Regions from separate parts of the Homo sapiens genome. Here all the other regions are linked to region 3. Evidence: chromatin contacts called from ENCODE Hi-C or POLR2A ChIA-PET data. All regions are on one chromosome and are shown on one strand. Each heading gives the region's core, a stretch centred on a gene start or an enhancer-like site at or near the end of the contact. The rest is flanking DNA. Distances are from core to core; before and after follow the strand shown.

Region 1 (5,102 bases), core at 27-2,526, 480 kb after region 3:
GCTCTTATCACTACCCTTCTAAGGCTGGTGATGCTAGTCACTTCTTAACTTCCAGTTTGGGGAAGAAGTGAGAAGAGAGGTTTAAAAAAAAGGCACTGTTGTATTACAAACCAAAATCAAAAACAGATTTCTATACTAACTACCCTTCCAAAGGTAACACATTAGCTATACCGTTAATCTAGCAAAGCAGGGAGGAAAATGAAGGAGTGCATTTGTTTCATTAGTCTTTTCGTTTTGAGAGGTAGACAGGAGAGATAGAGATACACAAGACTCAAGTTTCTTGATACAGTAAGTATATTAAGAATATAAACGGGTTTGATAAAATGAACATTTAAAAAACATGGCACCAGGCTGATTCTTCTTCCTGCACACCTTAATGCCTAACTTTTGAAAGGACTTGAGACATAAGAATCACAATTTTAAAAAATTATAGTTTCCATGCCTTCATGGTGGATCAATTTCCATAGAAGTCTACCAAAATGACTTATCTCCATCCCAGGGAAGCAACTGCAAGAGGGAAAATGAAAGGAATGCAGTCTTTCTATGTAGGCAGAGTGGACTTAAGTGTGAGTCAGAAACACCGATTTCAGTTTGTGCGCTGCAACTTGATAACTTGGGTGATGTTTGGCTTCTCAGAACTTTGGGAGGTGAATTTGAAAAACAGGTAATGCCACACTATATAGTTCAGAGGATTACCTCAGCTTACAAACAGCAAATGAGACGCAAATGTGAGCCATAATTCACATTTCTAAGCAGTTGGAGCCCTGATATGGCACTGGGGTTACAAACAAGCGGGGAAAAATGTCAACCCAGTGATGTCATACTCCTAGGCCGGGCCCTAAGATTTTTTTGGAACCTGGCGGGCTGAGCACAACAGGGAAAGCCTCAGCACCCTGACTTGGCACAATGGTACCCTTAAGGCTCTTTGCTCACTCAGTTCTTAGTAGCTCTCCTAAAGCATGGTGGTGTTCTCTTCCAGTTCTCTGCGTAGACTTTGCTATGCTTCTCCGCCCACTGCTTCATCCAGAGAAACACTCGTATCCACAGCCTCTCCCCACTTTCCCTCACGCACGGCTCTAGAAAGACGGGGATAGGGCGCGGCTTAGGCTTTATACACCTTGCCAGCCAATGACCGCGCCGTCTCCTTTCCGGTCGGCGATCCGACCAATCCAAGAAGGTTGGTGCAATCTTCGGCTCTACTCGGCTGTTTTCGCTGATGCGGGCAGCTTGGGGGCCGCCGCCGCTAAACAGACGCTTTCCTTTTTAATTTTTTTTCCATGTGTTCACTTCCGGGTCCGGCGTCGATCCGGATGCCCGAGGCAGAAGGATGTTTGACCTCCGGATAAGCGAGGCGCTGCTGTGCATTCATTCCGGGCTGCATCGGTGGCGACAGCAGAGGCTCGGGCGGCGACTCTCCGGCCAGCGGCGGCGGTAGGAGGCACCAGCGGCAGTGCAGGGACCGAATCCGAGCAGCGCTGCGTTACCTCTCTCTCTCGCTCCTTCCCCCCTACCTCGCTCGCTCGCTCGCTCGCTCCCTGCGTGGCTCGCTTTCCTCCTCCGGCCGCCGGCGGGTGTGATGTGCCGCCGCCGCTGCCCCCGCCGGCGCTGACGGACTGGGGGCGCCGCCCGCGCCCGGGACCGACCCCTCTGCTCGCGGCCGCGCCTTTGAGGTAAAGCCCCCTGCGCGTAGGTGCTCCGCTGCCAGCCCCGGCCCGGCGGCTGCCTCGGCGCGGCCGCGGCGCCCTCCCTCCCGGGTGGGGCTGGGGTCCCGGGCGGGTGGGGTGGGGTGCGGCGGGGGCGGCGCCGCAGGCGCGGGTGTCGGGGGAGGGGTGGGCGAGGACCATGGCGGGTGGCCCGGAGGCGTGGGCAGGAGGGGGCCGCGGTCGGAGGCTGAGGGCGCGGAGGGCTAGGGGGCAGCGGGGGCCGCGGGTGGCGGGTCGGGCTGGGTGCAAAAGTTGCCGGAGTGGTGCGGCGCGACTGGGGCGGCGAGGGAGGTGGGCCAACTGGGCCGGCGGGGGCTTCCTTAGGAGAGATTGGGAGGTGGGGAGTGTCGCCCACGGTGCTCCTTGACTGTGTCCAGACAATTACCTTTGGAGTAGGGGCTTCAGGCAGGAAGGAGGCATGGATAGGCTGGGAGGAGGCGACGGGGGCCAGCGTTCAGCTCAGGGATAAACTTCCCGTTGGAGTGTTTAAGGGGTTGGGTGGGGGGACACAGGGATTTACCTGTTTCTTAGAGCTTTGACTCAGCTCAAAACTTAACCAAGACATTAGTCAAAGGTTAGCAAAATCACTCTGATGGTTACTCTCATGGTGCCGGTTTGTTTGTTTATCCCACATGCAGGGGAAGTGACACTGAGAAGCATCGGGTCTCTTGGTCCACAGCCTCCACATTTCTTTTCAGCAGGATGAGGAGGGAGATGTGTGTCTACTCGTGGGGTGGGGGTAGTGAGGCCTGTGTCATGGTCATTCCCCTTCTCCCACCTCATGTTTTAGGGAGGAAAAGTTCAGATGGGGGAGAGAGTGAGTGTGCCTGTGTGTGTGGGAGACAGCTACTGTTGATACACTGTGTGAATTACTTTCAACTCTTTTGTAGTAAGCACCCAGGCTGGTCAGTGGCTCCTTTTAAATCTTCTATTAAAATATTTACTTTAAATTAGAGAATTAAAAATGTACTTATTTTTAATGAATTAAGAAAATAAGTCATTATTTTACTTTTTGCAATTACTTAGTCCGATTCAAATGACATTTGGCCACAGATATGAGAGATGGCAAACTATATCTAAGATGGGATATAAAATGAAAAGTATATACTTTTTAAAGATGTTTCTTTTTAAAGATGTTTCTTTGAAGAATATTGGCTTTCCCGGTAAATTTAGAAGAAAAACATTACAGAAATTGTGAGAATAATGTGGAATTAGATGTGAAACTAGTTTAAGAAAATATTTTTCACCAAAAAAATCAGATCTGGTGTGTGACATTAATAGCTTTCTTTTTTTTTGAGCTGTACTTAGTGTATTTTGTAATTATTTACAAACTTTGCTCCAGTTGTATCTTAGGATAAATTGTCTTATTCTTTTGTATAGTTAACCTTTATAGTTGCACAAAAGATAAAAGATAAAAATTACCTTTATGGACATTGGAAGAAAGATGTTATCAAATACATTGTGTGGCTTTGACATACATTCTTAGCAGAATGTACAGACACTTCTGCTTTATGTGAACTGGCATTTCTGAATATGCATTAAATAGAAGTAATTATTGAAATGGGAGACAGAAAGGTTAATTTTAATGTTGTTATGAATGACATTTTTTTGGGGATCTTGAGAAACGATTGTCTTTACTGATGATTTATTATAGTCATCCACCCCCTTCTGCCATTCATCAGCTTAAACATTAGTGTGTTATGTAATTATTGACATTTTCATCATTAGATTTAGCAAGCATTTACAATATATTAACAAAATCTTCAGTACATGAAAGGCATTTATTACTTCCTTGAAAATAAAGGACTGGAATTAGTGGAATCAAGGAATAGTTTAATTCAACCAGGACCACCTTTACTCTGTGGCAAGGATGGAACAGTGGGTAGAATATGAAGATGAATGAGACTCAGTACTGCCTTCAAGGGAGAAGCAGACATACACAGAGGTAATTCACAGATTCCTGTGGGTTTTGTTGGAGGTGTATTGGAAGCATGGGGTGTGTGTGTGTGAGATACTAATTTTTGACTGGGAAATTTTGAATGGATGTAGAGCTGGTAACACTCCATCTGGGCCTTAACATAGTTTAATAGGCAAAATGGGGACTGAGGGGGTGATGGTGGGGGTAGTTTTCTCGGTGAAGGGAACAGCCTGAGGAAAGGCATGTGATTGTGTTATAGGGCTTGTTGAACTGGACATAAGGCTGTTTTGCCAGGAGGTCTTTGTGGGAGAAGCTATGAAAGTAGGTGGAGATCAGGCCATGGAAGTTCAGCTTGTATTTAAAGATGAGTCAGTTTGAGGCATGAAGGTCCAAATGTACAGATCGTAGGCTGACAGTAGGTAGGCAAATAACGATAGTAAGTTTAAGGAAACAAGTTATAATAAAATAGTCAATTTTCTATCATTGGCACTACTGAAGGAAAGCAGAAAAGTATATAATCCAAAACAATCTATATATAGTTTCGTTAAATTTCTTTATTTGCATTTAAATATGGGTGTGTCTGGTAATCTAGTAATTGGTTATACATGAAATCAATCCAGACTGTAAAAATGTGACTCAGGAAGAAATGAGAAGCTCTCCAGTTACTTCTCTGTGTCTCCTCTGATCCATCCTGTAATCCTCTCCATGCTGGGAGTAGACTTATTCTGGTATAGTTTATTGTTTCAGATGTTTTTCAGAATGGAACAAGCGGTTGTTTTGTTCCAAAGGGCTTCCCAAAAGGATGTGTCAAATTAAATAGAAGGAATGCTGAAGTATTGAATAACAAAATATAGGTCATTGAATAGTTATATTATTGTTAATAGTGAGATTTGCTGTGGATGAGATGAAATGTAAAGAATGTATATTTTCACAGAAAGTGGTTTTAATGAAGTAATTATAAAAGAATCTGTACGTGAGGAAAATTGATAGTAACAGAGGGATGATAAGATGAGAAATTTTCACAGTTCGGGATTAACGTGTGTGAGGTTTTTAAGTCATCTTAAATATTAGACGACCCTAAAATAATGTAACCCCACACTTAATCATTATCAAAGGAGTGCTTAGAAAAAAAAATCAGTTTATAAATGCAAGTAAAATCATGTTACAGGGAAAATTGTTTGAAGTTTTTTTTTCTTCTCCTAATTATTCCCCTCTTAGCTTCCCTAATTATTCCCCTCTTAGTATTCAAAAAGGACTTATAACTGAATTTGTGTTCCCTTCAACCTCCCAGTAACAACAATACCTCCTATAATTTATTAAGTGCCTACTTTGTATAGAGGCCATAAATGATACTATTACGACAACTCTGAGTTAGGTGGTGTAACCTCATTTTTGAGAGCAGGAAACAGTCTTCTAGAGTTTAAATAATGTGTTGAAGATATATCTTGGAAGTAGCAGAGTGCATATTTGAGTCAGTTTTT
Region 2 (4,900 bases), core at 2,178-4,677, 390 kb after region 3:
CCCTGCTGCTACTCACCCTGGTACAAGCTACTTGTGGGGGAAGTGTAGGAATTAAGCTGTTAAAAAGACCTTGACTGCTAACCTTGTGAGTTAAAGCCTGAGGCTCTCATTGAAACTCTGTATTAGGAGTATTAACACACATCGCACAGCTCTCCCAATTAGCATTAACAGAGGCCCATCTCAGGACCTCATTTTCTGCTGCTCCAAAAGATACCTAGCTTCCCCAAATGAATGTCATATATGTCAAAGAACCTATATTTTCCATATTATTATAACTAGCAGCTTCCAACAAGCTTGAGAACAGAGGATGTGAAGGGAACAAACAGATGCCTGCCTTGCTGCAGACAATGATACAGAGATAACAGAAATGGTCTTTTTCATCCTTGGAATCTAGTACATAGCCCAAATTTTGTTCATGGTAAAAGCTTAACCATTTTCTTTTAAATAAAGGGCATTTCTAAAAGTGTAGTCAAGAAATTGCAAGTTAACTCTTAAGGACTGTAGTCCCCCGAGTCCTCCACCAAGCCAAAGGGATGAGAATACATGAGGGGAAATGAGACTGAAAAGGTAGGCAAGAGGTCTACCACAAAGGGCCATGTATGCCATTCTAAGAAATACAGACATTATCCTTTAGGACACTGAAGGACTTTAAGAAAATCAGATTTGCATTTCAGAAAGATCATCCCCAGGGAGTAAAGGAGGAAGTCTAGATGTTTCTGGAAAGGAAGAAAACATTGAAGAATCAGACTACTGAAAAGATTATTACAGTAAGTTAGGTGGATAATGAGGGCCCCTTACCAAGGCACTCACAATGTAAACTCATTCATTCAAAAACTCGTATGTAGAATCTATTATTATTCAGAAAATAAAATCAATTATACTTGATGACCATTTGGAAGTTAGAAATGGAGAGTGAATCCAGGCTGAGGATGACTCCTTGGTTCTTGGCTTAAGGCAACAGCATGGTTATGATGAATGGAAATACAGTACGAACAAGAGAGAAGAATAGTTTGGAGGGAGGACCACATGCTAGTTTTGGGTATGTTTGTGGAAACAACCTAACAGACATCCTTGACTCCAGGTTCTCTTCCTTGCACACTGCTACTAAACTGAACTCAAGAAAAGCATTCTATTTAGGAATATATGCTGCCAACCTATTTCTTGGAACATTAATTCTAAACTGGCTTTCAAGATCCTCTGAGGCCTATTCGCTCCAGTTGTACAAGCTCATTTCTTACCATGACATTTCTAAATATTCACCTTCCTCTACCCTGGTCATCTTGCTGATCTTTTCAATGTTCCACCCACCATGCTCACCCCGGCACAAGCTACTTGGTTGGGAATCAAGCTGGTCAGAAAGACCTTGACTGCTAACCTTTTGAGTTTAAGCCTGAGGCTCTCACTTGAAACTCTGTATTAGGAATATTAACACACATCGCACAGCTCTCCCAATTAGCACTAACAGGCCTCTCTCAGGACCTCATTTTCTGCTGCTCTAAAACTAGCTTCCCCAAATGAATTGCATTTATGTCCTGGGTTGTCAGACTGGCCTGGGTTGTCCATAGAATTCTATTGTCACATATCTAAAGCTCACTTATTATTTAAAGAACTTCAGCCATCCCACCCACCCTACCCTCAAACCTATATTTACAGTACATATCACATATTTTAAATATTATACCCCAACATATTGTGTCCTGTGATCTCCCCACGTGGACAGACCTCTACATCCTTGGAGGGAATGGAGGTATTTGTTTCCTCATAGCATGGTCAGTTATAAGTCTAAAAACTGTTGTTAACCAAATTTTAAGGTTATTTCAGTCCTATGTTTTTAAACAATAAGTAAACTAACAGTTAATAGTGCTCCAAATCTTTATGGCTTTTCTGGTCAGTCTCTTGTTCCAAAATTCAAAGATTAGGATTACAATGTTTCCTTTGCTCTCATCCCTCACACAGTGCCAGGCCTTTATAAAACACTCTCCCATGGGGGAAAAAATGCAGCCAGGCTTCTGCTCTGGCTCAAGATGACTCCTTCTTAACATACTATTCGTAAAGTGTCCTCAATTCACCTGTTATCTCCTATGCCCTCCACTTTCTTGCAAATCTGTTCTCCAACCACACTGAATTTAACCAATGTTTACTGAGTGAATTTAATTAAGCAAGGCAAAACGTGTCTTGCTTTTCCATACTTTAAGTGCTCCCTGCTCTTCTCTTTGCCTGGAATGCCCTTCCTTTTTTCACCTGACAAATTCCTAATCATCTGTAGGACCCCAAAAAATGCCACCTCCTCTAGTGAAACTTCCGCAGTTTCCTTAGACAGAGGTGGTCATTCATTAGGGTCTTCCACATCCTGATGAATTATTTGCTGACACACTCTCCTTGCTACATCCTTAGCTTTTTAGAATCAGGACTGTTTCATTCTTACATTCCCAGCACAGTGTCTGACACTCAATGAGTCCCAATAAACCAATGTCATTCATCCAAAACACACCTTTTAAGGAATGTATAATACACCCTCTTAAGAACTGTAGTCCCCTGAGTCCTCCAGCAAGACGTGTAAAGGGAATTGCCTCCGGAACACTTCTGGAATCGCAGGAAGCCTGTATTCAAGTCAAAGCTCTTACAAGTGCTATTATTGGGAACCGCTGATCAGAACGCGCTTCTCAGGACCACGTTCAGCTCATATATAAAAGCCATCGACGTGCTGCTTTGGATGAAAATCGTTTTCTCTAGATTCTCTGGGGCTACGGCTAGTCACGCTAAATATCACTTATCCCTAATAGCGCTCATATCCCTGGAGAGATTTTTAAATCAATTGCCTAACAGACCTCACTACGTACAACTTTGAACAAGTCTGTGGGGACCACAAAAGCACAGATGACAGGGTTCTTAAGGTTAACAAGGCCTCGGTCCCACACTAAGCTTTTAAAACTCGGGAGGCAGCAGTTGCAAAAGCAAGCCTCAGGCTGCTCACCTTCTAGGATGGACACGACGATGAGCAATTGGTCGGATTTGGAGACCATGGTTGCGGTGAGCGGTCCGGGGGCGAAGGCGGCTGGGGGGAAGTGAGGTCCAGTTGAGTCGCGGGTAATCCGGGACCCCCGGCGGGACCCCCACTGCCCGCCCCCGGTCCCTGATGCCCGGACCCCGCTCCGCAGCCAGGTCCCACCGCCGTCTGCTGCAGCGCGCCCGGCTCCTCTGCCTCGGGCCGCCAGCCCAGATCCTAACTGTGCCCCGACTCAAGGAAAAAGCCACGCTGCAGCCCTGCCAGTCTGCAAGCAGAGACAAGCCCGCCACCCGAGGACCTTTTGCCGCCTGCGTAGCCGCTTTTCAAACGCCCGGGCGGCCGCAGCGGCCGCCGCCGCGCCCAGCTTCCGCCTAGCAACCAGGCCCGCAGGCCCAGTGCCCAGGGGAGGTTGGAGGACAACGGGTGATAGAGACAGAGCAGTCAAGGCTAGAACGCCCGTCAGCGAGCTTCGCCTCCCGCCCTTTTACGCTCTGTTCCAGAGCCCTAAGGAGGACGCCTTCATTACCTCACAGCGCCCTCTGCTAGCCGGACGAGGAGAGGCGGGCGACTTGGTGTGGGACCAGCTGCGCAAGCGCACTACTGCTGTAAACGCTTCCTGAAGCTGCGTAGCCTTTAAGGAGCGTGAGTGTAGCGTATTACCTGCTTTATGCTTCAGCCACAACCTGAGAGTTATATTAGTGGGGATTAAAAAAACAAAAAAACCTAGCTTAGTTGACGTACCCAGTGTCAACACTGCTTAAAAAATTAAATCACAAAAAAATAATGACTTAAATCTAAACTCTAAAGTCCCTAAATCGTGCTCACGCGGCACCTCAAATTTCCGACCTTTGAAAACAAGTAGCTTCAATACGGTAATTACTGTACTTGTTAAAGCTGACGTAAACTCCCCGAGAATTTCCTGTCCCTTAGAAATTACCCCTAAAACAAAAACACTGTCACGTGGGCAATGAAATATAAAGGTTCTTCCACCCCCGATGACAAAGTTATTAGCAAACTCAAAACCAAAAATAAACAAGGCATTGAGGTGCTGTCTGCCGACCCTTTCCCCTTAACGTCTCCCAAATTCAGATTTAAGAAACGGTTCAAGACTTGTAAAGGGAACGGCCTCCTAAACACTACTCAAATTGCAAGAAGCATGTATTCAAGTCAAAGGCAAAGTTCTTTTGGAGGTTATCTAGCTTGAAACTTAAATAACCGAATTGGTTGGAGCGATCGTGGACACTATTAAGTTTGGGAAAAATTCTGCTTCGGAAAACAAAAGTAAATCATAATAAAATAAAGCTGCAGAGATAGCACTAGGTAGTGGACATAAGTGCGGCTTCTCCTATTACTTTCTGGTTTTGTAAATTGAGAAGTTGTTTTGAGAGCAAATATAATATCTCGCTGTTTTCTTTTTCTTCTATTGCTTCCTTGTTTTGGAAATTTAGAAGTTATTTTGAGAGCAAATAATATAATATCACTATTGTTTTCTTCTTCCTCTTCTTTATTCTTCCTTCTTTGCTTTCTGCCCAAAAGAAAAGGAGGAATATGTAGAGATTGGACTAATTACTTCTAAGGCCCTTTCAGGTCCTATCACAGGCATTCTTAAAATGAAGCACTATTCAATGTAAAATCAAAGTAATGATCTACTTTGGATTCATCATTGAACAATGCATTATTTTTGTGGAAGATGTCAAACATACTTTAAAGAAAGCAGAATGATATAATGAACCCCCAGTTACCCAGACCCCAGCTTCAACGATTATCAACTTAAGACCAATCATCTTCATCTGTTGTGTTATTTTTAAAGAAATCCCCAACATCACATCAATTCATCTTTTTGGATACGTACTTCTAAAAGATGAAGACTTTTTGGCCAGGTGTGGTAGTGGC
Region 3 (4,664 bases), core at 680-3,179:
CAAGTCCTTCCCTTGCTCCCCATTTCAATGATTACCACCCTAATCCAAGCCACCATCTGGACTCTGGCATGGTGCCCTGAATGACCTCCCATTTCACTCTCCACTGAGTGACCACATAAATTTCTCGAGTATATATTGAGATCATGCCATTCTTATGCTTAAAACCCTTCAGTGGCTCTGACTGCAGAATAACACTTCAAATTTTAAGAATTGCCTCAATACCCGCATGCCTACCTGCAGCCTCTAAGGCCCTGTGTGATTCCGCTGCTGCTCACCCCTCCAACCTCATCTCAAGTCACCTCTCATTCTGTGCTGAAGCCATTCCGTCCTCTCCACATCCTCTGAATGCAGGGAGGGCTTTCCTGTTTGAGGACCTATGCATATGCAGTTCCCTTTGCCTCCTTAGTCTTCTCTGCGCTGGTTTTTCTCATTTTTCAGCTATTTTTAAATGTCACCCAAAGTATATTACAGTTTATTTCCTCCAACATTTCATAATTGTGCGAATTTTATGTTTATGGCTTTATCCCAAGAGACCCCGTTCAGCTCTGTGGCCTTGCACAAACCATTTCCCAAAGTTAGACATGCCTACAAGATCAAGAGGCTGGGAGTAAGATCAGAGCTTCTCGAAACCATCAGGCTGTTTATCAGCCCCGCCCACAACGTGGCACGGCCTTTCTGCGACATCAGATGCTGAGCTGGACCTCCTCCTCCCCACCCCCTAGTCCTCCCCGTCCTCAGGTGGCGTCTGCGGTCGAGGATGTAAGCATTCTACTCGTTGATTAGTATCGTTTCCATTGACAAACCCCAGACTGATGAAGACCACTTTCAGCTGCAGCCCGCCCCCTCCAGCTTCAGCTTCGAAGACACTATTGCCAGTGGGTTTTCTAGAAGTGGTGATCATGGGCACCAAATTATCCCCTCCCTCTCCCTGCATTCTCCCATTATCGTCTACCCTTGGTTAAATACGCTGAAAAAAGAACTGAAGCGGAGTTAAGTACGAGGAAGCCTTAAAGACGCACTTTCTGGCAGCCCCCCGCCCCCTTTCCCCGCAGTGGAGGCTGCCCCAGGTCTACAGGTGCCGCCTTCGCCCGGCCTCGCGTAGCCCACAGCAGGGGCCGCCCGCCCGCCGAAGTTGAAGGCGCACCTCCCCTTCCCGGGAAGGACGACGGTTCCCCAAAAGAGGCGGAGGGTAGTCTCTCATCTGAACCAGGCGCTTTAATGCCTGCCTGAAGCCACCGCGGCCAGCGTGGAGACCACGCAGCGGGCGGGCGGCTGCAAGCCCTGGGCTCCGAGCGCCTCTCCTGTGCGGGTCCCGCCCCCCTCCCCGCATTCCTCTCGTTCTGCTCCCGAGCCCAGGCCACGCTGAAGGAAGTACTTGGGCAGTCTCTTTCCTGGAGAACGGGCCCGCCGGTTCCGGAAGCCTCTCCTACCCCCAGGCTGGTCACCTCGGACTACCGACCCGGGACAAGAAGTCCAAGCAGACTGCGGCGGAGGTAGGCTGGCCTCAGCCCAGCTCCCCCAGGGTCTCCCCCGGAGCGCCGGCCTCCCAGCACGCGAGCAGCCCCCTCCCACCCAGTCCCGCGGCCGCCTCCAGTCCCCCTGCGCCCGGGAAGCCTCCACCTCGCCCGCCCTGACACCGAGGTCCCAGTATCCAAAGCGCCCCCAGGGCCCCGCCCGCAACAGGGGAAGTTGCAGCCCGCCGCTCTCGGTCACCTTGGCCGTCACCGAGGGGCCTCGCTTGCGGAAGCCCTCGGCCCCCGAAGAAAACACAAGTGCGCCGAGCCCCACGCAAAGCACGAGAGGTAGCAGCAGCCGAGGACCCGGGCCCATGGTGAGCGGTGGCAGCGGCGCTACCGGCACGGGCGCTACCGGCACGGGCGCGACACAGGCTCTGGGACAGCTGACGGGACTGCCGGCCGGCTGCGCCTGCGCGCTCCCGGTTGCGGGGGATGGGGATCGGGCAGTCCGGGAAGGGCGGGGACCCGGGGCGCGTTCCTCCCAAGTTCAGACTCGCGACCCGAACTTGGGATTCGGAGGAGCGCGCCCACAGGGCGCAGCCAGGGCTCGACCGCCGCGCCTTAGGCGGGTGCGGAGGGCGCCAGGGACGGGAGGGAGCCCGGGTTGCCCAGGCGCGGAGCCGGGCGCAGCGGGCTAGGCTGGGAGCACCTCCAGGAATTTACCGCGTAGGCGCGGATTAAACTTGGACGGGAAGACCAGGACTCTCGGGCTTCCGCGTCCGCCCGGCAGCTAGCGCTCCGCGGGACTGGGAACTCTGCAGCCGGTCCCGGTGTGATTGCTGCCGCCTTGGGAGCAGCCTCCGCCGCGGCCGCCGAGTTCCAATGGCCCATTGGAACCTTTTGCTAGGTTTTGGACGCTTAGCAGAACTTTGACATCGCTGGAGGCGTGGAGCCCTGTTGCACTCGAATAATGGCCTCTCTTTGAGATGATTCACGTCTAGGGAACACTGGAAAATGCTGGATTCACAGTGCCCCTTTGCCTTCGAAAAACTTTTACATTGGCTTTAAGTACTTTATTTGGAGGATGATTCTGTGATCTTATCTACACTGTTCACAAGGCAGCACTTACACAGGCCCAGAACCATGGTCATGTAGGATTCTTTCCTGGGGAAACAAAGTAAATAAACTGACTTTTAGGTGTATCTGTAGGATGGATTTTTTACAAACTTAAGAATTATGTTTAGGAAGATTAATGACTGGGGAAGTAAGTTCTTATTATATTTTTAAATGGAAAATTCGGGTTGCAAAACCACAAATTCTGATCTCAACCGTGAAAATAAATATATCAAGGCACTTAAATATTGAAAGAGATGTACCACAACGTTTACAGTAGCTATAGATAGAATTGATAGCTATTGATAGACTTATGGATTTTTGAGGGTTTAAAAAAATTTTTTTTACAGTTTTCTGATTTCCCAGATGTTCTACAATGAGCATATAAGTATTTTATAACATGGAAAGGGTTATTTTAAAACTCATTGCTTTTTGAATTAGAATTTCAAAAGAACTTTTTTGTTTTAGAGTAACAGCCCTAAAATTAACTAAAAATTAGTGGTATTCGCACATAGGTGCCATTTTAAGGGGCTGGTGCCATTACTTTCAAGCCAAGATTTTCCTCGGATTAAGAGATGGAATTTCTAAATGTCAGATGGGATTCCTAGGTGTACCTAAGTGTAGATCTAAAATGACATTGGAACCATTAGAGATAAAAGGAGTAACCACTACTTCTTTGGGGTGAGAAAAAGGAGAAATGCAATTCTGAGCTATTTTTATGATTCAGTCCAGTGAAAGACCTAATGGCTTTCCTCTTCATCCCCACCCCCAATAAGGAAAGAGTCCCCCTTGTGTAGCAAGACAAGGGTATCTCTCAGAGCACTTACCCTACGAGGTGACTGTGAGGTGATTGTATATATTTATCTGTGTTCATTAATTGTTTTTGTCTGTCTGCTATCAGAAGTAAGCAGGGCCAGGGCAGGGATCAGGCCTATATTTATTCCCCTTTGATGACCCAGATCTAGTGCAATGCCTGATATATAGTGATTTCTCAATAACTATTTGTTGAATGAATGAATGTGTCCAACTACTTTTTATGCTACCACCATCTCACCCTCTAGGCAAAGAAATGAAATCTTTCCCAGCTCCCTAGAAACTCCTCTTATACCCTCTGCCAGTTACAAACACTTTTTTCTGCCCAAATTAACTGCAATCCTGACTTTTCTTGTACTATAGTTTAATTTTGTTTTAATTTTATTTGAATAGGGTATTACCGTATGTATTTCTTTTTGCTTAAATTTTTGTGAAATTCATCTATATTTTTGCATATAACTATTTTGGTGGCTAATACAAAGTAGGAAGCAAATTCATTTTTTTCATAAGAATATTCATTTATTTCAGTACAGTTTATTGAAAATTCTCCCCTTTAACTCACCGCTCCATACTGTTCTTCTGTCACAGAGCAAGTGCCCATGTATGCATAGGTGTGTTTGTGGGCACCCTATCTGTCCCATTGGCCTATTTGTCTGTCTTTGTGCCAATACTACATTGTCTTCATTAAAATAGCTTTATAATAACTCTTCATATTCAGTAATACATACCCTCTTAGCTTTGTTCAACAAATTCTTGGCTGTTCTTGAGCTTTTCCATGTCCATATAACTTGAGAATCAGCCTGTCAGTTTCCACACACTGAGATTTTGATGGGGATTGCACTGCATCTGTAGACCATTTAAGACTTGGCAAATTTACAATATTGAGTCTTCTAATTCATGAACATAGCATATTTAAGTCTTCTTTGGTTTCTCTCAATAAGATTTTATAGCTTTCTGCCCAGAGGTCTTACACGTATTTTATTAGTTTGATTTCTAAGTGTTTTTTTATGCTATTGTCATGTATTGTAGTAAAATTAATTTATATATTAACTTTGTATATACCAACCTTGTTAAACATATTCTAATAATTTATCTGTGAATTGTTTAGGATTTTCTCCATAGACAATTATGTCATCCATGAATAATGACAGTTTTATTTCTTCTTTTCTAATCTTTACATTTTGTATTTCTTTTTTGGCCTTTTTACACTGGCTGGGATCTGCAGTACAAAAGGAAGTGGCAACAGTGGGAGTCCTTGTATTGTAGACTGAATTATCCTCC

What was found. A loop is a pair of places that touch in the nucleus more often than their neighbours do. ChIA-PET counts read pairs that join two places held with the same protein, here RNA polymerase II (POLR2A). Pooled maps may share reads with other maps.
Region 1: a loop to region 3 is called in a map of ascending aorta, with 7 times the contacts of the local background. The contact joins the promoter of CSNK1G3 here to the promoter of PPIC in region 3. A Hi-C loop is called at or near these places in 3 of 168 maps with a recorded cell type or tissue (ascending aorta, endothelial cell of umbilical vein and gastrocnemius medialis) and 10 of 50 pooled maps.
Region 2: a loop to region 3 is called in a map of gastrocnemius medialis, with 11 times the contacts of the local background. The contact joins the promoter of CEP120 here to the promoter of PPIC in region 3. A Hi-C loop is called at or near these places in 3 of 168 maps with a recorded cell type or tissue (chondrocyte, gastrocnemius medialis and sigmoid colon), 1 of 37 single-sample maps with no recorded cell type and 14 of 50 pooled maps. POLR2A ChIA-PET finds 5 or more read pairs at or near these places in 1 of 52 experiments (A549).

The regions. Positions count from the first base shown.
Region 1 is chr5:123,510,901-123,516,002 of GRCh38, forward strand. CSNK1G3 (casein kinase 1 gamma 3) reads left to right here and starts at 1,277. Exons shown (of 14, transcript NM_001364140.2): 1 at 1,277-1,670. RefSeq lists enhancers at 989-1,048, 1,209-1,418, 2,449-2,598 and silencers at 1,599-1,688, 1,859-1,928.
Region 2 is chr5:123,419,976-123,424,875 of GRCh38, forward strand. It overlaps CEP120 (centrosomal protein 120), which reads right to left and starts at 3,428. Exons shown (of 20, transcript NM_001375405.1): 1 at 2,975-3,428. The coding sequence starts at 3,023. RefSeq lists an enhancer at 2,694-3,639 and a silencer at 2,969-3,128.
Region 3 is chr5:123,034,796-123,039,459 of GRCh38, forward strand. It overlaps PPIC (peptidylprolyl isomerase C), which reads right to left and starts at 1,930. Exons shown (of 5, transcript NM_000943.5): 1 at 1,714-1,930. The coding sequence starts at 1,830. PPIC-AS1 (PPIC antisense RNA 1) reads left to right here and starts at 1,127. Exons shown (of 2, transcript XR_001742868.2): 1 at 1,127-1,493. RefSeq lists silencers at 626-798, 2,107-2,156.